Regions from separate parts of the Homo sapiens genome. Here all the other regions are linked to region 1. Evidence: chromatin loops called from intact Hi-C (ENCODE). Cell type or tissue: PC-9. All regions are shown on one strand. Region 1 has its middle 4.3 kb from the start of CLDN11. Region 2 overlaps SLC7A14 (solute carrier family 7 member 14). Region 3 overlaps SLC7A14-AS1 (SLC7A14 antisense RNA 1). Region 4 overlaps SLC7A14-AS1 (SLC7A14 antisense RNA 1). Region 5 overlaps SLC7A14-AS1 (SLC7A14 antisense RNA 1).

What was found. Peaks named below come from ENCODE experiments on the same cell type or tissue, not always from the same donor. Only the 100,000 strongest peaks of a DNase experiment are listed, where the experiment ranks them.
Region 2: a loop joins it to region 1, with 3 times the contacts of the local background. A loop is called at or near these places in 3 of 110 quality-filtered maps.
Region 3: it touches region 1 in a loop (2.6-fold over the local background); 4 of 110 quality-filtered maps call a loop at or near these places.
Region 4: a loop joins it to region 1, with 15 times the contacts of the local background. A loop is called at or near these places in 6 of 110 quality-filtered maps.
Region 5: a loop joins it to region 1, with 11 times the contacts of the local background. A loop is called at or near these places in 70 of 110 quality-filtered maps.

What each region holds. Positions count from the first base shown.
Region 1 is chr3:170,412,087-170,417,086 of GRCh38, reverse strand. No RefSeq gene overlaps it. Among named protein-coding and RNA genes, the nearest start is that of CLDN11, 4.3 kb to the left of the region's middle. In PC-9, a CTCF peak has its summit at 2,781; a DNase peak (open chromatin) is centred at 2,796.
Region 2 is chr3:170,570,867-170,575,866 of GRCh38, reverse strand. The region is part of intron 1 of SLC7A14 (solute carrier family 7 member 14); the gene reads left to right. All of the region lies in intron 2 of SLC7A14-AS1 (SLC7A14 antisense RNA 1), which reads right to left. Among named protein-coding and RNA genes, the nearest start is that of SLC7A14, 13 kb to the left of the region's middle. In PC-9, no CTCF peak of the experiment used is centred here; a DNase peak (open chromatin) is centred at 2,826; H3K27ac peaks cover 594 bases.
Region 3 is chr3:170,603,921-170,608,920 of GRCh38, reverse strand. The region is part of intron 2 of SLC7A14-AS1 (SLC7A14 antisense RNA 1); the gene reads right to left. Among named protein-coding and RNA genes, the nearest start is that of SLC7A14, 20 kb to the right of the region's middle. RefSeq lists a silencer at 1,955-2,155. In PC-9, no CTCF peak of the experiment used is centred here; a DNase peak (open chromatin) is centred at 2,040.
Region 4 is chr3:170,743,128-170,748,127 of GRCh38, reverse strand. The region is part of intron 5 of SLC7A14-AS1 (SLC7A14 antisense RNA 1); the gene reads right to left. Among named protein-coding and RNA genes, the nearest start is that of RPL22L1, 120 kb to the left of the region's middle. In PC-9, no CTCF peak of the experiment used is centred here; a DNase peak (open chromatin) is centred at 2,597; H3K27ac peaks cover 2,051 bases.
Region 5 is chr3:170,687,641-170,692,640 of GRCh38, reverse strand. All of the region lies in intron 2 of SLC7A14-AS1 (SLC7A14 antisense RNA 1), which reads right to left. Among named protein-coding and RNA genes, the nearest start is that of SLC7A14, 100 kb to the right of the region's middle. RefSeq lists enhancers at 3,005-3,577, 3,578-4,150. In PC-9, a CTCF peak has its summit at 2,119 (motif pointing right); a DNase peak (open chromatin) is centred at 2,910; H3K27ac peaks cover 1,086 bases.

The sequences.
Region 1 (5,000 bases):
TCACTTTCTGGCTGTGAGACCAAGTTACTTTATCATTCTTGGCCTCCTTTTCTCATTTGTAAAATAAGGATGAAAACTGTACCTACCTCATAGACTTTTTTTTTTATTCTGTGAGCTATTAGGTTGGTGCAAAGTATTAAACATAACGGCAAAAACCACGATTACTTTTATACCAACCTAGTAATATATATGCAGAACTTAAAGTAACATTGGTACAAAGTAAGTATTCAGAAACCCCTGGCTAATGTGATGCTTCAGAACGTTGTTGTTGTTGTTGCCGTTGTTGTTGTTTTGAGACAAGATCTGTGTCACCCTGTCTACAGTTCAGTGGCGTGATCACAGCTCATTGTAGCCTTGAACCCCGGGACTCAAGTGATCCTCCCACCTCAGCCTCCTGAGTAGCTAGGACTACAGGCATGAGTCACTATGCCCAGCTAATCTTTCTTATTATTAGTAGAGAGAAGGTCTCACTATGTTGCCCAAGCTGGTCTTGAACTCCTGCGCTCAAGCAATTCACCTGCCTTGGCCTCCCAAAGTGCTGGGATTATAATAGGCATGAGCCAGCAGGCTTGGCCTGATTTTGCATTCTTATGTATCCTCCCTATATTCGTATGAGTTTGATTTGTGGAAACTATTCCATAGGAGTATGTTCTGAGTGAGCCATTGTGTTTGGGGGACGTTTCATCACCAGGGTCTATGGACTGAATGTTTTCAGATATTTCCTTATAACACTTTTTTAAAATGGCTTTTGTGCTAAATACAACATAAAACATAAAACCCAAGCAACATCAACTTCTTGTAAAAGCACTCATGGAATCTGCACTCTTATGCCTCCATTAGAATTTGACATTCGAACCATGAAACTTCAACCAATCAGAATATAATAATGCCCAGATCATCCACAGGTCACACACACATAGTGTTTGTAAAGCCAGATTTCAGAACTCAGGCACTAAATGGTAAAAAAAAAAAAAAAAAAAAAAAAAAATTGCCAAGTTGTTAAGATTGCTGTCTTGGACTGGGACCTCCTAGGTTCACATTCTGTCTTCACCACTTGAGCTGGCCCTTCACCTACGTGACTCTCAGGTTCTTCATGTACAAAGTGAGATAGTAAATGCCCCCTTAGGGCATGGTGAGGATCAAGTGAGATAATTTATATGAAGTACTCAGCATAGTGCCCAGCACTGCTGGACACTCATTCACATTAGACACTGTTAGAATGATTTATAGGAAGCGTAGATTAATTGGAAGTGGGAGTTCCCTTTGGTAGAGATACAAGCTAAATAATTAGGGTATTATTATTATCCAATGAAAGCAATTGTAAAGCCAGTGTCTAATCCATTCCAGCATAGATGTACAAAAGGCCACTTGAGGAGGCCACAAGATGTAACCTGTTTGAATTCATTAGCCCAAGGTAAAGAGAGGGCTTGTCCCTTCAAAAGGAAGGCAGGAAGCCATGGAAGCAAAGAGAACTGGGGGCCAAGAGGCAGAGAGACGCAATGGGAATCCTTGACTATTTTCAGAGTCTGTGGCTCACAGACTCTGAGGATGCGGTGCCATTAGCAAGGCTCTGTAGGGTGGGGAAGTCCCTCAAGCTATCTTAGCTGAGACTTTTGCTAAAATCATCCACATTGCGGCCAGGCACAGTGGCTCACCCCTGTAATCCCATCACTTTGGGAGACCAAGGCGGGTGGATAACGAGGTCAGGAGTTCGAGACCAGTCTGGCCAACATGGTGAAACCCCGTCTCGGGGTTTCAAAATTATACAAAAATTAGCTGGGCGTGGTGGCAGGTGCCTGTAATCCCAGCTACTCAAGAGGCTGAGGCAGGAGAATCTCTTGAACCTGGGAGGCGGAGGTTGCAGTGAGCCGAGATCGTGCCATTGCACTCCAGCCTGGGTGACAAGAGCAAGACTCCATATCAAATATATATATATATATATATATACAAAATTAGCCAGGCATGGTGGCACATGCCTGTAATCCCAGCTACTCAGGAGGCTGAGGCAGGAGAATCGCTTGAACCCGGGAGGCGGAGGTTGCAGTGAGCCGAGATCATGCCATTGCACTCCAGCCTGGGCAACAAGAGCAAACTCTGTCTCAAAAAAAAAAAAAATATCATCCACATTGCTTGGCTGTGGCTCTCCTCCCAAACCCTCTTTGTGATTAAGACCTGACTTCCCATGCAGCACAACTTACTAAACTGATATTCTGGGTCTGTCACAGTCTCAGGTACCCTTTAGTTGTAAGAGTCAGTCTCTCAAGGTCTAATCACCCTCAGATAAACGTCAATCGTTGGTCCCCAGACCATCCAGACAAAGGTCTTCTCAGTTAATTTTTTCTCAGCAAACTCTGCCATGCCATCTTTTCACATTTCCACAGTACATATCAGAACTAGGAAGGTAGAGCTGAGACCTGATTTCAGGTCTTCTAACCCTAAGTCCAATGTTTTTTTCCATTATAAAAAAAAATATAAGATGAGTCATATGCTCTGTGGCTTGAGCGTAAGTTCGTTCCTTCATCTTACTCTTATTCAAAGGTATTTGAAGGGGAGGATTAGGGGATTAGGGCCAGTAAGGCCCTAAAACCCAGATGTGAACTAAACAAAGGAAAAGGCCTGGTTAACTGTTCTTCTACCATTTACACCCAAAAATAGTCAATCAAACTAAAATGCTATTCAGATACAGCACGAATGCATACCACAAAGCAGATGTGACTGCTGGCAAGCATCAAAACCCCACATTGAGAGCAAAGTTTGGGCCAACGAGTAGGCTCTTAGCGCCTGCTAGTGGTTATCTTTTATCATTGCATGGCTGGTAAAAAACTGAAGGGAGCTGTAACTTGTAGAGAAACATGATTAACCTCAGCTTTGCACATTCCAAATGAGGGATAATTAAACCCAACTGGAATGTGCATTTCTCTGTGGAAGTTTTCTTCATATATTTTAAAAAGATGATTCACCTCTTTAGAAAACCAAACATGAAAACACAGGACATATATGAAATTACTTAAGCAAGATTACTCAATTAAAAAATCAAGTACTTCTACTAGGCCCTTATTTACTTATTTATTTATTTTGTTAGAGACAGAGTCTTGCTGTCCCCCTGGAGGCTGAAGTGTGGCGGCACAAACATAGCTCACTGTAACCTCGAACTCTGGGCCCAAGTGATTCTCCCACCTCAGCCTCCTGAATAGCTAGGACTATAGGTGCACACCACCACACCTGGCTAATTTTTTTATTGTTGTATTTTTTATAGAGATGGGGGAGGGGTCTCTGTATTGCCCAGGCTGGTCTCAAACTCTTGGCCTCAAAAGATACCCCCATCTCAGCTCCCCATCACATCCGGCCTGGGGACCTCTTTTTAAGGGATAAATTCCTCTGGTGGATTTTAAATATTTGATGATACACACATACACACATTTTTAGAAATACTGTAGAACAAATTCATAGCATAAAAAGAATATCAAACATAGGCTTTAAAAATGAAATGACCTGTAAGTTTCAGGATTTTGTCTATTTTGTTCATCACCGAAACTGTTGAATGTGGCACAGTACGTGGCATACACAAAGGCACTCAATACATACCTGTTGAATGGAGCTGACTGAAGGGTTGAAAGGGAGAGATTGAATTTGCAAGCCTACAAGTTCCACTAGGATGAGAACCTGAAGACACCATGCAGAAGAAATCAGGAGGTGGTGATTGGAGCTGGTCTAGGGAGTGGGCAAGAGGCAGAGTACAGCTCTTTGTGGTCTCGGGTACCCACCTGCCGCCCACAGGAAAGTGAAGCCTTCAGCAGTAGAAGGGATGTGTACTGCTCAGGTCTCAAACAGAAAAGTCTCTAATTACCTAGACACGCTGGCCTCAATGCATATACTTCCAGCAGAGAAGAGTGGCACCTTCACAATTCACTTCCACCTGGAGATTCAAATTCAGCTACGAGAGGGGAAAAAATTCCTTTTCAGGAAATTTCTCCAACAATCACTGTGGAAAACACACCAGGTTCTCTAGAACAGACAACAGGGCTCCAGGTGCTCCCCCATATCTTGCCCTTTCTTCACAGTGCAACTAGAATATCATTCCTTCAGAAGCCATTTCATCCCAAATTTCCCTTCCTTCAGCTTGTAGATAGAGTAAAATAATGAAAAACTTGTACCTGGAGTTTTAGGCTTGAATCCTCTCAGAGTGTTTTCTCTCTTCAAGTAGCAATTCTATTCATCCACTTCTCTGCCAAGAGTCTCAGACTGCATTAAATGATATCCTGTCTAATTCAACCTATGAGATCATAGTTCCTGAAGAAGAGCAAAAGTCCTTATTTTTAGCCCAAATTCAACTAGCGATTACATTTTCAGAAAACATAGTAGTAATAGAGTATATAAGTGCTGAAGTGAAAAATAAGGAAATAATCTAACTAAAAAGCCACATCTTTAAATTCTCTATCTTAATAATTAAGGGGCAGGGCACGGTGGCTCACGCCTGTAATCCTAGCACTTTGGGAGGCCAAGGCAGGCAGGTCACCTGAGGTCAGGAGTTCGAGACCAGCCTGGCCAACATGGTGAAACCCTGTCTCTACTAAAAATACAAAAAATAGCTCAGTGTGATGGTGGGTGCCTGTAATCCCAGCTACTTGGGAGGCTGAGGCACCAGAATCATTTGAATCCAGGAGGCAGAGGTTGCAGTGAGCTAAGATCACGCCACTGCACTCCACCCTGGGCAACAGAGTGAGACTCTGGCTCCCAATAATAATAATAATAATAAAGAACAGGTGTTTGTCGGCCAGGCGCAGTGGTTCACACCTGTAATCCTAGCACTTTGGGAGGCTGAGGCGGGCGAATCATGAGGTCAGGAGTTCAAGACCAGCCTGGCCAACATGGTGAAACCCTGTCTCTACTAAAAATACAAAAAAATAGCTGGGCGTAGTGGGGAGCGCCTGTAAACCCAGCTACTCAGGAAGCTGAGGCAGGAGAATCACTTGAATCCGGGAGGCGGAGGTTGCAGTGAG
Region 2 (5,000 bases), 160 kb before region 1:
TATCTTAGGAATATCATTTGAATTCAGGGCTCATGGAGTCCAATCTTGTAACTAGAAGAAATCTCAGAAATCACCCTACCATGCTCTTTTCCCTATGTATTACAGTTGAAGTAGTTAAAACCCAGAGATATTGAGTGACTTGCCCAAAGTCAGCTAGTAAATTTGTGGCAGTATAAGAGCTAGAACCTAGTCCCTCCTCTCAGTTCATAGCATTTTGTCCTGCTCTGTGCTGCCTTTGGGAATTTTAGCCATCAATTGAGCATAACCCAATGTAACACACAAAGTGACTACTAAATATTCATGAAGCTCAAGTTTTCCATTGTTCACTATGAAGCTATACCATTGTTCCTTAATTACAAGCAGGTGATAGATAAGACCCTGCTTCTACATTCTGAGCTCCTTCTACATACAGCATTCTCTTCAGAAACACAGACAGACAGTACACTAACACATGAGCATGACATCCTTTGCCTGCCACACACATCCTCCCCTGCCTCCTCATTTCAAACTGCCAGAGATTATGGAGTCACAGCCTGAACAGAAGGCATCTTAATCTCTGGTGGTTCTGTAAATAATATGCTGTTCATGCTTGCATATAAATTATCACAGTCTCTCTATTTTCTAGATGAGGGAGGCTTCAGAAAGATGAAGCTGCCTGCACACAGAGCACATAAGAGATAGGATTTCAGACTCCAGAGTTTCAGCCCTCTTTGTAACAGGGTTGAATTTTTCCCTCATCTACATGCTCCTAATAATTTATCCAGGCTTATGGTCTTAAATTTCACCTTATAGCCAAATTAATCTAGTCTCTGTATATTTAGGTTTCTAAAATCAGTTACTTCTTACTTCCCTTTCTCTCTAACCACTTTTCCTCCACCCTTCATTCAATAAGCATTTAATAGAAATCACCTAAGCTAATCCATTCAGTTGATGAGAATAGAAACTGAGACCCAGAGAGGTGAAGCCACTTGCCCAGGTTTGCTCAGTTAAAAGCAGTACGGTGACTAGATTCCCTGACTCCCAGTCCAGGGCTTTGCCCTTCACACTATACTGCTATTTCCCAAGGATAAATAACATGGCATTTCCCACTCTCAGGCTCCCTCACTCCTTGCACAACCCCACAGGATGGATAGAAATGACTGATTGCATGTGCTCTGAGGTTCATTCCAGGACCTTTTCTAGAATTCCCACAACTTGTTATCCTTCATGCTGTATTGGCCCATCTATCACATTAAGAAGCTGGTTAGGGAAGAGTTTGACATACTTTCTGGTCTAGGATATTTATGATCAATGCCACCACTCAGGTAGTGATCACCATAGGAAACAGTGTGCTCAGGAAGAAAAAGGGCAGAGTCCATGGCTCCCATCATTTGAGAATAAGGCAAAGCTCACCCAGAGTTTACTGTAAGTGGCAGGATATTAGATTCATAATCCCAGAGACCAGGCAATTGGGCAATTAGATGGATTTAAGCAAGATTGGGAGTGGCCAAGAAAGTGAAAAAAGACAACTGCCAAACCACTTCTGCTTCAGGGGCAGGGTATTTTGCCTGGATTGATCACCATGATGCATTTCATTACTGTAGACAAAGATCACATTGATAAAAGACTTTTTTAAATCAATTGAACTAAAATTTTCCATTTATACATAACTTCTCAGGAATCGTTTTAAGACAAAACCAGATGGTATTTCAGTAAAGATTATATTGAAAAGAGAAGCAAGTAAGAGAGGAAAGAAACCCCAGAACTAGCTTCTCAGGTAGGGCTTTGTAGGGTCACAATTGTCTCACAGGCTGATCAGGCTAATTAGGTACAGAAGCTTAATTTTATCAGTTTTATCAAGAGTGATCCAGCTCTGAAGAATCTAGCCATGCTCCCCAGGTCCCAAGAGACTGATTTGTTAGCTAGATGCCAATATAGCCACATACAATAGAAGATGCTTCTAAGTGTGGCCCAGGCTATTTCCTTCCTAATAGCAGGACCATGAGAAAACCAAATGAGTGGTCAAAGATAACCTGTGGGCACAGTGTCAGGATTAATGGAGTGGGACAGACAGTCTTGTGAAATGTGCCATTCAGGCTGCAACAGAGACAAGAGAACTCTTCCAAACTCCACCCAAGAACACTTTTCAGGTTACCAGAATAGTTGTGTCCTTCAAAAACAGGGTCTTGTTCTCTCTGTTTCGCTAGTGGTGAAGAAACTGGCAAATTATTTTGGGAAAAGATGGAGACTTTATCTAGTCTTTATGCAGCCCCCATCTTCCTTAGGGTATTATTCTAGGCATGTTATAATACTCAACTCATAGCCTATCTTACTTGTGTCAGTGACATCTTGTCCAAAGCCCCTTACCAAATCTTTGAACTCCTGGGCCTAATTCTCTGCTAAGGCAATGAAGATAGATCAGCAAAATCATTATCATTATTCACGTACTTGTATAAGATCCATTACGATTAGTCTGCTTCTGAGAAAGTTGTTTAATTGTGGATGAACTGTACAGATGGTGAGAATCATGGTCTCAGGTGGCATGGCACTTGAATCTCATATTAGTGACAATCTTTTGTTGGTCTCCTTTGGAGAGTTCTGGTAGATGCCACTGATTAACCATCAATAATAAATAAACCATCCAAGTGGTTGGGTTATTTCTGTAAGGGACACATCTCTTGTATTTTGTGCTAATTCTGTTTGTGTCATTTCAGAGGGCACTATGATCTGGCCTTGCTCTGAGTGCACCTGAGTCTGGTTTATCCTTGTCAGTAATCTCCATGTGTGGACCCTGACATTTGAAACTGAATCTGTTAGTCACTCTCACTACAGAAAACAGTCATGTGGCGACTATGACTCATCTACAAAATGCTGAAGGAATAGACTCCCAAGAGGTTTTTTTTAAAAATCACGCAACATTGCTACCTCTAAAAGAGGCCAAACAACCATTTTGAATATTTTTATTTTCCCCTTGAGCTGACTGGTTATCCTGATTCTGAGTAGGAACAAACTACACAGACAGTTTGGGATTCATTTTAGAGTCTGTCCTAGTCACAAAGACTTTTGACACACTTTCTATTCCAGCATCACAATGCAGAGGAAGAAAATATCTGAATGAGTAGAGACTGTCGTGCCAGAAATAAATTCCTAATATAGACAACAGAAATATGCCAGTAGAGAATTTAACTATCAAAACAAAAACAAGAATTCCCTGTTTCAATACTCTTAGTGAATAGCCTCTGTTCTTCCTTTCTGCCCCCAAGTCTATTTCAACCTACAGTTATAAATAAACACTCTGATCCCATTACAGCACATTAAGAATCTAGAGAAAACTTGTCATTTGAGTACTATCATCTCTTTACACATATGATTCCAATATAGCAACTTATTGAGTGCTCTTCTTAAAGTCAAGAATAATTTGACAGCTATATCATAATACTTATAATAATAGTAGCAATCACATTTACTCATTTAATCATATAAAGTAGATATTAATATCCTCATTTTACAGATGAGGATTATAAAATTTGAATGACTGGCCCAAGTTCTCACAGCCAGTGAAGGTTAGAGTCAAGATTCAAAGACCATGCCATCTGACACCATGATCCTCACCATCTATACAGTCCATCTGCAATTTAAAAATTCTCTCAGAAGCTGATCAATCCTAATGGATCTTATACAAGTGCATGGATAATAAGAATGACTTTGCAGGTCTATCTTCATTGCCTTAGCAGAGAATTAGGCCCAGGAGTTCACAGATTTGGTATGGGACTTTGGACAAGTCTTACTTTTTCTTTCTTTCTTTCTTTTTTTTTTTTTTTTTTTTTGAGACAGAGTCTCCCTCTATTGCCCAGGCTGAAGTGCAGTGGCACAGTCTTGGCTCTCTGCAACCTCCATTTCCTGGGCTCAAGTGATTCTCCTGCCTCAGCCTCCTGAGTAGTTGGGACTACAGGCGTGCACCACCATGCCCAGCTAGTTTTTTTGTATTTTTAGTAGAGATGGGGTTTCACCATATTGGCCAGGCTGGTCTCAAGCCCATGACCTTGTGATCTGCCTGCCTTGGCCTCCCAAAGTGCTGGGATTACAGGCATGAGCCAACGTGCCTGGCCAAGTCTTACTTTTTCTAGGACTGTCACTACATCTAAGAAAGAAATAATAGCTTTTTATTCATTTAGTTATTCATTAATTCATTCAACAAACATACTAAAAACTGAAGCTATAATGGGAGAAAAACAGACTAGGAAGCATTAATAAAGATAGGAACCATTTTCTTGAGTAATGTTGCTAAACAATATTGTTGCTAAAATAAAAACAATATGAAGTCCCAATTGCCTCAGGTATGTGGAAGATTATGTTCAAGATTTATTGTTTTGGTTTTAGTTTTCTTCATCAGTGAAGTGACTTGAATTAGTCTCACGTAACTGTCAAGGAAACAAAATTACAGGCCCTAATGACCAACATAATATAACTTACTGCTTACAAAAACAAAGGCCTAGATCCTCAAGGCTCCTGTGAGTGGTTTGTGAAAGACAGATTTGCCCTAAACTGTCAGCAATACACACTACATCTCTAGACTTAAATTAATATTCTAGAAGTTCAAGATGTATCTACATGTGCCAGGAACTCATTTCTTTCAGTGAAGGCTCAGATTGTTTGATTACCCCAAAGCAAGAGCATAGTACAGGAAGACTAATAAGCTGTAATGGGAGAACTGATGGCAGAAGGGATATTTATTAAGTAAAGCAGAATGGGGGTTTTGAAAGGAAGGCAAGTAATTTGAAAGGCCATTTTGTTTAGTTTAAGAGAGTTCTAAAGTTTAATCTGGATGATGGACTGGAGTATATTAAGGAAATGTTGAGTGAGAGAATGAAAAAGAAAATTAAGTCAACAATAAAAGAAGGGGTGAGGAACAAAAAAATCACCTGTTGGGTACAATGCACACTATTTGGGTGATGGGTGCACTAAAAGCCCAGACCTCACCACTACACAATTTATCCATGTAACCAAAACCACTTGTACTC
Region 3 (5,000 bases), 190 kb before region 1:
AAATGCACTTTCAAACAAGTTACCACTGTGAGTAACTTGAGTTTAATCTATTGAGTTAAACTGAAAGCCAGTGTAGAACACATGCCTCAGTGTTATTCCTCCTGAAGGACATGGAAACTGGGTCCTTTATTCTCCCAATATATCAGTCATTCGTTGATGGCTATTCCTGAGATAGAAGAAGTGTTATTGGTCTGGTGCTTACAGTCTGACATGCACTCAGGCAGGGGAGGCCTAGTGACCACAGAAAACTCTGAGGCCAAGAATCACAGATGCTGCTAGTCAGCTTGTCATGCACAGAAATGGTCCATACCAAGTCAGCATGAGAAGGACACAAAAGCACCTACTACTTTAGCTAACTAACTAGCATATTAAATAGAATGTTATAATGCTCAAGTAGGATTTAACACAGAAATGCAGTGAACATTTAAAAATCTGTAATATCATAATGTGTTTACACCACATTATAGCACTACATGTAAGTAATTATCTCAGCAGACATTGAAAAGTTATTTAATAATTCAACACCTATTTATGATTTTTTTAAGTTTTTAGGAAAAGAAGAGAGAACTTAACTTGCTTTTGGAATAGCTTACTTGCATAGATATACATTTCCCTTACCCTTGTTTGCCAATGTGTGAGCAGCTTTATATGATAATGTCAAGAAGTTACCCATCATTGCCTTGATCCTTCCCAGGCTTAGATGACTGTCCCACCTTAGCCTCTGGAGTAGCTGGAACTACAAGCGCATGCCAGCACGCCTGGCTAATTTTTGTATTTTTTGCAGAGATGGGTTTTTTCCATGTTGCCCAGGCTGGTCTTGAGCTCCTGGTCTCAAGTGATCTACCTCCTAGGCCTCTCAAAACTAGGATTACAGGTGTGAGCCACCATGTCTGGCCTAGTGTCAAGAAAACTTATAACAGATTGCTGCCCTTCCTTAAAAAAGACTATCTATGATTAAAATGATGTACTCGTAGGCCAAGCAAAAGAATTAGGAACCTTTGTCACTCTCATGGGATGTCCAGAGTATGTGCATTCTTTTCTGTACCTAAGTCATAGAGTTGTATTGAAAATTACATTTTAAAAGGGCCTTCCAAAAAAATACCCAGAATCTGGCCATTTCTTACCAAATGCGTCACTCCCACACTGATATGAGTGACTATCATTTCTCATTTGGCATATAATCAAAGTGACCAACCAAATCAATAGTGAAAGAATGTACTATTTAGAAAATGGTATTGGGATGAGAAGTCAGTATATTGAGAAAATTAAGTGGACTTTTCACTTCTTACCATATTTAAAAAATTAAAAGAGGCCGGGTATGGTGGCTCACGCCTGTAATCACAGCACTTTGGGAGGCCAAGGTGGACAGATCACGAAGTCAGGAGATCGAGACCATCTTGGCTAACACGGTGAAACTCCATCTCTACTAAAAATACAAAAAAATTAGCTGGGTGTCGTGGTGGGCACCTGTAGTCCCAGCTACTCAGGAGGCTGAGGCAGGAGAATGGCATGAACTCGGGAGGCAGAGCTTGCAGTCAGCCCAGATCGTGCCACTGCACTCCAGCCTGGGCGACAGAACGAGACTCTGTCTCAAAAAAAAAAAATTAAAAGAATAAACTATATAATTCTATTTACATAAAGTTCACAAAGCAAAACTAAAAGATGTTAAAAGTAAAAATAGTTGCAGTGATGGTTTTTAAAATATATTCACAAATTTTTTTGTATTTCTTTCTTTATGAAGTAGCATCTAATTCTCCTCCTCTTGAGTGTAGACTATACTTAAAGAATAGCTTCTAATAAATAGAATGAAGTGAAAGTGCAATTTCAGAGCCCAGGTCATGAAAAGGCACTACAGCGCCTATCTATCTCTCTATCCATCCATCTACCTATCTACCTATCTATTTATCCCTCTCCTACCTCACCCTGGGGAAGTTAGCTACCACATTGTGAGGAGCCCTAGGGAAAGGCCCATGTGGTGAGGGACTGAGGTCTTCTACAACAGTGAGTGAGGAGCTGAGGACTCCAGCCGACAGCCCTATGAGTAAGACTTCTTAGAAGCAGATTTTCCAGTTTTAACAAAGCCTTGGGATGACTGCAGCCCTGGCCAACAACTTCACTGCAATCTCATGAGAGACCTCAGCTCGAACCAACTAGCTAAGCTGTTCCTAGATCCCTGACACTCAGAAACTGTGAGATAATAAATGTTTATTATTTTAAGTCACTACATTTAAGGTTATTTGTTATGCAGAAATGGATAACTTACATAGTTGTTAACTTTAGAGAAGAAAGGGGAGTTAGTAAAGGAAAGAGAGCAAAAGAGAGACATATATTTGTAATGTCCTATTTCTTGTCAGTGGAGAAGAACATAGGCATGTTCATTTTGTGATAAATAATCAAGCTGTAGACTTAGAATTTGTGCAAAATTATATGTCTATATTTCAATACTAACCCAACCTGAAAGTTTTGCTAAATTCAACTATGACAGACAAAATATTTCTGTTCATCAGAAAGACCCTAGGCCAGACATGATGGCTCACACCTGTAATCCTAGCTTTGAGAGGCTATAGGTAGGTAGATCACTTGAGACCAGGAGTTCAAGACCAGCCTAGGCAACATGGCAAAAACCCATCTCTGCAAAAAATAACAAAAATTAGCCAGGCGTGGTGGCATGCGCCTGTAGTCCCAGTTACTCAGGAGGCTGAGGTAGGACAGTCGTCTAAGCCTGGGGAGGTCAAGGCTGCAGTGAGCCACTGCACTACCTCCTAAGCAACAGAGTGAGACCCTGTCTCAAAAAAAAAAAAAAAGAAGAAGAAGGAAGGAAGAGACAGAGAGAGAGAGAAAGGAAGAAAGGAAAGAAAAAAGAGAAAGAAAGCAAGAAAGCTAGCAAGAAAGAAAGAGACACTAAAGACAAAATTAACAGACCAGTGACTTTCTAGAAGATATTTTATCATTTCCAAGACTGACAATAGGTTAATATCTAAAATGTACAAAGAATTCTGTAATACAAAAAAGGCAAGGACATAGGAAAGCAGTAAAATAATAATAAAGCAATTTTAGAGTAAAGAAAATACAGTTAGTTAATAACTACATAAAGACATGTATAACACCACCAGTCCCAGAGAAACTCAAATAAAACAATAGATACCACTTTACACACATCCAGCTGGCAAAAAATAGAAAACCAAACAATGTCAAGTGCTGATGAGGATGTGCAAAGACAAAAATATCCTTGCACTGCTAGTAGAAATGCAAACTAGTACAGCCTTTTTGGAAAGTAATCAGGCCTACAGAGCTTGTACTCTAGAACTCTATCATTTCCTTCCTGGATATAGATCCACAGAAACTCTCATATAAATGCACAAGGAAACATGTAAATGATTATTAATTGAGCATGATTTGAAAGAGTAAAGAGTAAGAAGTAACCACCAGGGGAATTCATAAATAAAATTCAGTATACACATAAAATGGAAATTTATGCAGGTATCTGAGAAATAAACCAAATCTACATACTGCAATGAAAATGAAACTCAAATAATTCTTACCTTCAAAATAAGTAACAAAGCAAGATTTCTGACCAAATACCATTTCTGTACATTTAAAATGCACACGCAAAAATATCATGTACTTTCACTTACACATATGTGTAAATAAACATAAGAATAGTGAAATAGGCATTCATAAGACAAGCAAAACTGGGTGCCCTTGAGTGACTGATGGGAGCCTGGTGATATGAGATGAAGAAGAGAGAAAGTAATGAAATAAAACATAAACAAAGGAAATATTTTCTATGAACCAATGATAGTGAGGCATGAATTTAGGAGTAGATATGATGAAATTAATTCTGTGTCTCAGAGTGCAAAAGAAGAAAAGGAAATCTGAAAAGAGAATAATCCATTTATAGACTACCATGTATAAGAAACCTAGCTTCAAAGCCCTTTAGAACTCATTACCTTACAGCCTGAGCCCTCATGGTTTGTTTGTCAGTCAGCTTCTCTCCCATCAAGCGTAAGAGAAAACAAAGGTGCACTGGCCTCACCTGCAATGAGACTGTACTGGCTTCTATCAAAATATAATGCTTTCTGATTCTCTGCCCACATACCCATCTTCAAGAGGAAAAAACCCTTTCTGGAAATAGTAATATTTAAATTTAATAACTACCATTTATGGGGCACCTACTGTTTGTCAGAAACTGTGCTGGCACTTCACATGTGTTCTGCCAGTAAATCCTCACTACAATTTCAAAGTTAAGTTTCTTATGCATTTTATCAATTAGCAAACCAATGCTCAGAGAATTAATTAATTTCCCCCCAAACCATACAGCTAGCAAATAAATAAACTGAGCTTCCAGGTCTGTCTAGCTTTCTGCTACACTATGCTAACTCCACACTTGTCTTAGAAAAAGAAAGAGATACAAGTTCTTTGTCAACAGAAAAGTGTTGACATCATATGGCTATGGGATGCAAAGAAGCCCATGTTTAAGCAATATTTTTTTCAGTCTGTCCCCAGAATTGATGCATTTATGAAGATGGTCTTGGCCACAACCCCGCCAGCAGCCACTAAGAAAGTGGGGCCACGAGCAGCTGCTATACTGCATGTTTTCAGACACCCACCCCTTACTGCCTACACATAGCCATGGCATCTGCTGCATCAGGACATGGGGATGGAGAGCACCTCTACTCACTGTGCTGCCCCCACACTTGTGTGGGGAGCCTTCTTTGGAGCCAATTAATTATAAGATGAATTAGACTAAGAAGGACTAGTGCTCTGTCTCTGTGCTGACTGCTCATCAGCATTGCCATCCCCATTTGTCAAAATGGAGCCTGCTCACCCTCTGTCCAATCTGTCCTCTAGATAAATGATTTCTTCTCTGCCCCTCATCACCAATTTTAGAAACCAGTGCTGTTTACAAAATCCACTCTTCCTACCCGAAAATATCTGTTTCAGCACCAAGGAGAGAAACCCTCCATTTCTCGGTTGCATGAGTGGGAAAACATACCATT
Region 4 (5,000 bases), 330 kb before region 1:
GTGTCTCTACTAAAAATACAAAAAATTAGCCAGGCATGGTGGCGGGCACCTGTAATCCCAGCTACTTGGGAGGCCAAGGCAGGAGAATCACTTGAACTCGGGAGGTGGAGGTTGCTGTGAGCCGAGATCATGCCACTGCACTCCAGCCTGGGTGACAGAGTGAGATTCTGTCTCAAGAAAAAAAAGAATATACTGTTTGGTTCCAATTGATAGACAAAACTAAGTATTTAGGGGTGCACACTAGTGGCAAAAGAGTAAGAAAAGGCAAGCAAGTAAGTGATGTAGAAACAAGGGTAGTGGTTGCCTTGAGGAGGGCAGGATGGGAACTGGAAGGGTCGCAGCTGGGAGACTGGCATTGTTTAATTTCTTGTCCTGGGAAGTGATTACATGGATAACAATCCATCAAGCTGTGTATTCATGTAGCTTGCACATTTGTATACATATTTTATTTTAGAGGAAAAAAAATTTTTAAAGAACAGGATGGTAAAAAAAATTACAGCTATTTCAGTGTGGGGTTTACGTGGATAATAGCAGAGGACAGACTCTTGGCTTTATGGGTTACTTTTAATTTTCCAAAGAAGAGTTTCAGTAAGACAGGACAGAAGCTACATTTTAAGGGGTTAGGGAAGAAATTGGTTTTAAGGAAATGGAGGTCAATAGTAAAGACATGCAAAGGTTTTTTTGACAAAATGAAGGAGAAAGAAGAGGAGGCAACTTGATTGGGTAGAAAGTTTCCACTTTATTTTTAAGGCTATAAGTGTCTTCAATATAAAGACAATCTGGAGAGGTGAAAAATTCAAATGATAGCAAAGATAATTGATGGATAAGGTAAATGACATGTGGCAGTATTGGCTGTCATTGAGGGGTTACTTCCTAAGTGGTAAACATAAAGGAAGAGCTCTCAAGGATGGAAAAAAGGGGGGTCAAAGAGGAAAACTGGGGTTCAGAGGTCCCCCTTCTGCTCAGTGACACAGAAGGTAAGAGGTGCTAAAGCAGCCTTGAGGACCTGAGAAAGGTATACATGCCCTACGTAGACCCCAGGGTCTGTAGGTGGCATCTCAGGTCTAGCTGAAGTTGGTAGGAAGAACTTGGGTGGATTTGATCAGCAAGGCTTTTGAGGTTCTCTAGCAAGTACAACAGATTGGAAAGAATAATGATGAACTGGACAGTGTCATTTATCATGGTCCATACATTGATGGTAAGGGCAGGCACTGCTGTAGCTATATTTGCAGGGAAAGTTCAGAAAGCTGAAGAGATCAGAAAAATGATATTCCCTTGTTCTTCTCAACAAAATAACAGAGAAGATTATTTGCTGAGGGTGGAGGGATTGAGAGCTTTAAAGAAACTGATAAAGTTTGAAAGAGTCATTGAAGGCAATGAAAGAAGAGCTGATCAAAGTCAAGTTCAAGAATTGACTGACAAGGCAACACGGAGAGCCAGGCTGAGGTTTGGAGCCATGAGTCTGCTGTTGCATGAATCTGCAGGCTGTGTTCCCAAAACACCAAAGGTTCAGTCTAGGTCCTGCTGCTCACCTCACAGAAAGCCAATCACTGAGACAAGAGTATTTCCAGAGAAGAAGGCTTTAATTAGGTACTGCAGCTGGGAAGATGGGACGTCAGTCTCAAATCCATCTCCCTGACCAACTAAAACCAGGAACTTATATAGCAGGGAAGAAATGTAACATGCAGGAAAACAGGAATTAGGGAGGGGTAGGGAAGAGGAGTTGGTCAACAGAAAGCAAGTGGTCAGATAGGCAATCATGATGGGTGAGGGGTCTGGAATGTTGTCCAGATGGAGTGAACTGGTACGTTCCAGTTCCTTGATGCTATCTGGGAGGACTGATGTTTGGTTTCCTGGGAAAGAACTCAGATAAGACAAATTTATCTTCCTTAAGTTTTAAGACTGGAAGAGTCAATTTTTATGTTTATTCAAAAGAAACCATAGTATCAGTTCTATGGGTCAAGTGAAATCAGTTGAATGGGACAATTGGACTTGTTTCAGTTGTAGGATTTTCTCCTCAGCTTCTTGGAGAAGGAAAAATAAAACTGCAGTACTAATCCCATACCATGTTTTGCTAGATGAATATAGCAAGGGACAGGGTGAAGAAGTGGTGGCAAGAAATTAGAAGATACTGGCAGAAATTGGTTTAGGATCTCACCATGTGGCCCAGAATTTGAAAGAAAAGATAAAAGAGGAATTTCTGGATAAAATGAACCTCGATAGTCAAAGAACAAAGGCAAAAGAAATAGAGTCATGAGAACACTGGAAATTTTGAATATTGCAATCTGGGAGGATATTAAGATAACTGTTCCAACTAGTGACAGTTTCTAGGGTGTAAATGGATGGCTGAAGTAGAAACAAGGTCATTAAAAGAAGTGGTCTAGGAACTGAAAGGCTAGGTGATCAGATAAGCCTAATGGATGAATGTTCATAGGATGATAAATAGGTTTCAGATTTTATGCCAACTCAGCCTGAACATTCTGGCTGCCTCAGTGCAGTATTGAGAGGGATTCTGAGGCCATTTTAAGGGCCAGACAAAAAGAGTGCAGGAGTTGGCATGTAGAAGAAAACAGAGTAAGGTATGACTCAGGAATTCAAAGAATGAGAGGTAGTGACTAGTTCAAGAAGAATTGCAGGCATGCAATAAATATTAATCACCAAGTTGATATTCTTTTCTTTCCAGTCAGGCTATATTTCTTCTCTTATCTCTCTTCAACTAGTTACCACCATGAACCCAAATCCCCATTCATTTTAAAGATGGCTTAAAATCTTCCTTTGCCAGCACTTTTTGAGTTTTGTCCAATCAGAGGTCACTCAGTGGAAAACTGTACAGCAACATCCATACACACTTAAGGAATTCCAAGCCATTCACATTGAACCCACATGGTCTCTTAGGAGTGCTCCCAGGGTTGTGTAGAAGAAAAAGAAAGCAAATTGGACCCTTTACAGAAAACACATTTTTATTATCTGTGAAACTCAACTGGCCATTTAGAGTATGATTGTTCTGTACTTGGAACAGTGGAAAGATGGGCCAAGTTATAACACATTAAGCATGCATATTATTTCAATTAATACTCATGATGGCCCTGTTGATGAGATATTATCACTACCATTTATTTAACAAAGTATTTAAAATACTTTGTTATTTTAAATTAAAATTACATCTTTCATGTAACAAAATACAGATGCATGGATAGCATAAATTAAAAGTCTTTTTCTCAACACATCTTACACCCTTGTCCATTTTGTTGACAGAGACAGTCCCTTTGAGATTAAAACACTTGTCAAAAGTCACATAGGGAGTGGAAGAGGTAGCAATGAAAGCCATGTTTGTCTAACTAAAGACACTTTAATCTTTGTTTTATTACTTAAACACCATTGCCTAGTACTAGTCTTTTCAGGAAGGATATTACAATGAGCAGAAAAGATAATAAGCGGCGATCATGAAGACTACTTATTATTAACTAAACAGAAAGATGAGGCAATGTCAAGTGATATGGTTTGGCTCTGTGTCCCCACCCAAATCTCATCCTGAACTGTAATAATCCCCATGTGTCAAGGGTGGCACCAGGTGGAGATAATTGAATCATGGGGGTGATTCCCCCATGCTGTTCTCATGATAGTGAGTGAGTCCTCACAAGATCTGATGGTTTTATAAGGGGCTTGCCCCTTCACTCAGCACTCATTCTGTCTCCTGTGGCCCTGTGAAGAGGTGCCTTCTGCCATGATTGTAAGTTTCCTGAGCCTCCCCAGCCATGTAGAACTGTGACTCAATTAAACCTCTTTTCTTTATAAATTACCCAGTCTCAGGTATTTCTTTATAGCCACGTGAGAACAGACTAATACATCAAGGAAAATGGAAACTGACACAAATGTAAAAATTCTATTGAGACAGACTGACCTAAGCTGGTTCTGTCTATGGTTCTGGACTTGCTTATAAAAGCAAGTGACAACAGCAAAAATATGGAATCAATGTAAGCGCCCAACAATGGATGAATGGATAAAGAAAATGTGGTATACATACAGAATAGAATATTATTCAACCATACAAAAAGAATGAAATCCTGTCATTTGTGACAACCTGGATGAATCTGGAAGACATTTTATTAAGTGAAATAAGCCAGATGCAAAAAGACAAATACTATATGATATCACTCATATGTAGAATCTAAAAAAAATTGAAAGGCTAGGCATGGTGGCTCACGCCTGTAATCCCAACACTTTGGGAGGCCTAGGAGGGAGGATCACTTGAGATCAAGAGTTCAAGACCAGCCTGGCCAACATGAGGAAACCCCCATATCTACTAAAAATACAAAAATTAACTGGGCATGGTGATGTGCACCTGTAATCCCAGCTACTCGGGAGGCTGAGGCACAAGATTCACTTGAACCTGGGAGGAAGAGGTTGCAGTAAGCCAAGATCATGCCACTGCACTCTAGCCTGGGTGACAGAGTGAGACTCCGTCTCAAAAAAATAGATATCATAGAAGCAGAGAGTAGACGGGAGGTTGAGGCAGGAGGATCACTTGAGCCCAGGAGTTTGAGGCTGCAGTGAGCTATGATTATGCTGCTGCACTCCAGCCAGGGCAACAGAGTGAGACCTTACCTCTAAAGAAAAAAAAAAAAAGAAAGAAACAGAGAGTAAACAGTGGTTACCAGAGACTAGAGAGGGGAGTGGGGAAGAATGGAGAGAGAGTGGTCCACGGTACAAAGTTATAATTAGATAGGAGGAATAAGTACCGCTGTTCTATTGCACAGGAGGGTGACTGTTACAAAATAGCTAGGAGAGAAGCTTTTGAATATTCTCACCACAGAGAAATGATGAATGCATGAGGTGATGGATATACTAACTACTCTGATTTTATTGTTATACAACATATATATGTATTGAAACCCTAAATTGCACACCATAACTATGTACAATTACAATGTGTCAAATTTTTTTAAAAAGGCAATTGAACATATAGTTGACTTTCACTTCAGCCAAAGATGGAGTAATAG
Region 5 (5,000 bases), 280 kb before region 1:
CAGAATGTTTGATTTGACCAGCAGAGTATTGTAGACAAAACATGAATTTGCAGCCCTTTCAGTTGAGGAAGCACTCTCAGCTTTGCCACTGCCCTTTGTTTCTTTCTGTCATTTGATCCTGCTCTTTTCCACTTCTTCACCTCAGTTGTATTACCTGCCTGGCTTTTGAAGACATTTGAGTTTGGACCTCTGCAGGGAACCATTGTACCTGAGATGGAAAGCACAGCAGCCCGCATGGACAGAAACAGGGCACTTCACCTCTGCAGTGTTCCTTCCATAACCCCAGTCTAATCATAAGCAAAATAATCAGACAAACCCAGATTAGGAGACATCCTACAGGATACCTGGACAGCATTCCTAAAGCCTGTCAGGGTCACAAAAAACAAGGAAAGACTGAAGACTGTCATAGGCCAGAAGCAAATGGAGAGACATGGCAACTAAATGCAATGTAGTGTCCTGGATCAGATACTAGAATAGTAAGTAACAGGTCATCAATAGGAACACTGGTGAAGTCTGAAGAATGTCTGGAATTTAGATAACAGTTACGTACCAATAATGGGCTCTTAGTTTTGACAAATGTACCATGGTAATGTAAGACATTAACAATGGGAGAAACTGGGTGAGGGGTATACAGGAATTCTCTTTGCTTATATGTGTGACTTTTCTGTAAATCTAAAATTATTCCAACATAAAAAATTTAAAAATCCTTCTTTGTATAGCGATGAAAATGGAATGAGCCCATCCAGAACCCATTTCTTCCCTTCTCTCCACATTCCAGATACTTGAGATGCAGTAATTCTTTGCTCACATGTCTCCAGACCTACACAGGACTCTTCTACATCTCCATCTTCCACATGGAGACTATGCTACCATTATAAATCTGTCTAGGCCCCTGTGGTCCCCAAAAGGAGGCTGTTTACAAGCTCGTGTGGACAGGGCTTGGATAGGGAAGCCAGTGTGCCTATGTGCAGGAGGCTCCTTGTGGGGTCGGATGAAGCCAGGGGATGGGAAAAGAGGGTGAGTGGGCTGCCAGTGGGGATCCCTAGCTGTCCCAGGTCATCACATTCTGGGGAGAACTCTGAGAAGTCCAAGAAGGCTGCAGCTGAGCTTGGCCTCTCAGATCTTTACACATATTTATGAAAAGTAGGAGGACGGAACATATTAATTCATCAGTCTCTTAGCTTGATGTAAAACTTTTAGGTATCCAGACATATGGTGCGTGGGCCTCCACTGGTATCTGAGTGGGAAGACACATGGGCCAGGTGCTGTGAATCTCTCTCCGCACCTGCTAGAAGTGGTGCTCAGGGCTGTTGCCCTTCACCTTGCTTTGCAGTGTATATTTCTTAGTAGAGGTTGCAGAAGCCCAATCAAACAAGCAGAATATGGCACAGCAGCCTCAGGACAGAATTCACCCTCCCTCTACCCCACGTCGCATCCCAGGGCAGGAAATATTACCCAAGTGGGGATAAAGGATATCACGGCTTTTTGTACAAAAGGTCCACATGTCAAAATACATGTGGTTGGCTTTAAACACAAGGAGAAAGACACAAAAGGATCCTGGTTGAAGTCTTATGGGAAAAATGACCAGGACCAATGCTGAAGTTTTATCAAGGAGCAGGCATATCTTTGCTCTGCAGGAACTGGGGAAATGTGTATATGTGTGTGTTGAAGGGATGGGGACCAATCCACTCCAAGGTCAGATCTGCTCTGAAAGCCAGGCCACTGTGCCCCACGTTTTCAGAATAAGGCATCAGATCCCACCCAGGGAACAGCATCTGGGGTCACCGTGTGGCCTTCACCTTCACCTGCCTCCTCTAGACTCAGAACATGTTAGAGAGCTCCACAGTGGACACCTTTATATAAACATAAAATACAAAAATACAGAAAGCATATATTTATAAACAATAAATAAATAGGTAAACATAATAAAATTTAAATAAATACGCATAAATAGAATACACATTTTATAAAAAGGAAGCCTGCAGAAGACACACGGCTTTCCTAACACACATAACGCCCAGGCCGGCCAGGCCGGCCAGGCACTTCCAGCTGCCTCCGGCACACCGCCACTAGGGGGAGCGGGGTCCCTGCACTTCCTGTGGTGGTGGTGGTTATTCTCCAAGACATTTTAAAGGCCCCACTTCATCCTCTTTTTTATTTTTCCCACTCTCCTGCCCACAGAGCCCAGAACAAGGGGGAAATGGAAACAATGAGAGAAGACATATTTTCTCCTAACAGTAGGTTCTCACTCAAGTCTCGCCCACCCCGGGGAATTCTGACTCAGTTGGTCTAACTAGGGTATAGTCTGGGCATCAGGAGTTTTGAAGTTCCTTGCATTGTTCTGCTGCTCTAACACCCCCACACCTGGGAAGACGTTTTCTGTTTTAGGCCAACGTTTCCCAAACTGCCATGCCACTGAGACTTCATTCAGGAGAAAGACATCCTTGGGCATCCTTTCAGCAGCACTGGGCAAATCCATGCTATAAGTGTAGACACAATAATGGTGAACTTATACTTCATGCAGTGTCAATAGACACATAATACTCTCCCCCATTGCTTGCTATTAGCACCATATTTGGCACAGATAAAAATCAATATAAAAATAGCTTACTGCGAGGGCTAGAACTTAAATACCTAAACTATTTCACTATTTTAAAAAACACAACCTAAGGCAATAATTTGTTTCAAGACTTTAAAGTGCTAAGTAAATATTTTAAATTGTAAAATTATGATACGTATTCTTGATAATTACTAGGCTTTTCATTTGCACAGAGGTCCTTTGCATATGAATCTGAAGGCACCAAGTGTTTTTTTTTTTTTTTTCCAGAAAATATGTAAGGAATCTTGAAGGGTAGACTCAACTCCTTGGAATGCTCTTCACTGATCACTTGTCCTGAGGCCAAAGCAGGCAAAGCCCCAGGGGCAGCTCTAGAATGTCTGTGAGAGACTTAGTCCTAATGCTGACAGCCTGGTGGCACAGACTGCCTGCTAGGCCCATGTCTCCTGCCCCCACTGAACTGTACTTTCCCTCTTTGTTAAAAGGAAGAGAAGCAATCCAGAAAAGAATTTGAAAAAGGAAATGAACTGGAATGTCACTGGTAATAGTCTCTGCCTCTACATGGGGAACAAAGAGAGTTCATCTGATAGGTAAAAAAACAAGGGATGGGTCTGGGCAAGATGGTTCATGCCTGTAATCCGAGCACGTTGGGAGACCAAGGTGGGAAGATCACTTGAGCTCAGGAGTTGGAAACAAGCCTGGGCAACATAGCAAACCTCGTCTCTAAAAATAAAAAACTTAGCTGGGCATAGTGGTGCACTGCACACGTGTGGTCCCTGTCAGGCCTCTGAGTCCAAGCCAAGCCATCACATCCCCTGTGACTTACATGTATATGCCCAGATGGCCTGAAGTAACTGAAGAATCACAAAAGAAGTGAATATGCCCTGCCCCACCTTAACTGATGACATTCCACCACAAAAGAAGTGTAAATGGCTGGTCCTTGCCTTAACTGATGATATTCCACCACAAAAGAAGTGAAAATGGCGGGTCCTTGCCTTATGTGATGACATTACCTTGTGAAAGTCCTTTTCCTGGCTCATCCTGGCTCAAAAATCACCCCCACTGAGCACCTTGCGACCCCCACTCCTGCCCGCCAAAGAACAAATCCCCTTTGACTGTAATTTTCCTTTACCTGCCCAAATCTTATAAAACGGCCCCACCCCTATCTCCCTTCGCTGACTCTCTTTTCGGACTCAGCCTGCCTGCACCCAGATGATTGAAAGCTTTATTGCTCACACAAAGCCTGTTTCGTGGTCTCTTCACACGGACACGCATGAAATTTGGTGCCGTGACTCAGATCGGGGGGCCTCCCTTGAGAGATCAATCCCCTGTCCTCCTGCTCTTTGCTCCATGAGAAAGATTCACCTATGACCTCAGGTCCGCAGACCGACCAGCCCAAGAAACATCTCACCAATTTCAAATCTGGTAAGCAGCCTCTTTTTACTCTCTTCTCCAACCTCCCTCACTATCCCTCAACCTCTTTCTCCTTTCAATCTTGGTGCCACACTTCAATCTCTCCCTTCTCTTAATTTCAATTCCTTTCATTTTCTGGTAGAGACAAAGGAGACACATTTTATCCTTGGACCCAAAACTCCGGCGCCGGTCATGGACTAGGGAAGGCAGCCTTCTCTTGGTGTTTAATCATTGCAGGGATGCCTCTCTAGTTATTCACTCAGGTTTCAGAGGTGTCAGACCACACAGGGATGCCTGCCTTGGTCTTTCACTCTTAGCGGCAAGTCCTGCTTTTCTGGGGGAGGGGCAAGTACCCCAACCCCTTCTCTCCATGTCTCTACCCCTTCTCTGCCTTTCTGGGGGGCAAGAAACCCCTGACCCCTTCTCCTTCACTCTTAGTGGCAAGTCCTGCTTTTCTAGGGGAGGGGGAAGTACCCCAACCCCTTCTCTGTGTCTCTACCCCTTCTCCTCCTTTCTGGGGGGCAAGAAACCCCCAACCCCTTCTCCTTCACCCTTAGTGGCAAGTTCTGCTTTTCTGGGAGAGTGGCAAGTACCCCAACCTCATATCTCTGCACCCCAATCCCTTATTTCCATGCCCCGACTACTTATATCTCTGCACCCTGATCCCTTATTTCCATGCCCCAACCTCTTATATCTCTGCACCCCTATCCTTTATTTCCATGCCCTGACCTCGTATCTCTGTGCCCTGACCCCTTTCCTGCTTTTCTGGAGGGTAAGAACCCCCGAATCCCTTCCCTCCATGTCTCTACTCTCCCTTCTCTCTGGACTTGCTTCCTTCACTATGGGCAACCTTCCACCTTCCATTCCTCCTTCTTCTCCCTTAGCCTGTGTTCTCAAAAACTTAAAAGCTCTTCAACTCACACCTGACCTAAAACCTAAATGCCTTATTTTCTTCTGCAATGCCACTTGACCCCAATACAAACTCGACAGTAGTTCCAAATAGCCAGAAAACGGCACTTTCAATTTTTCC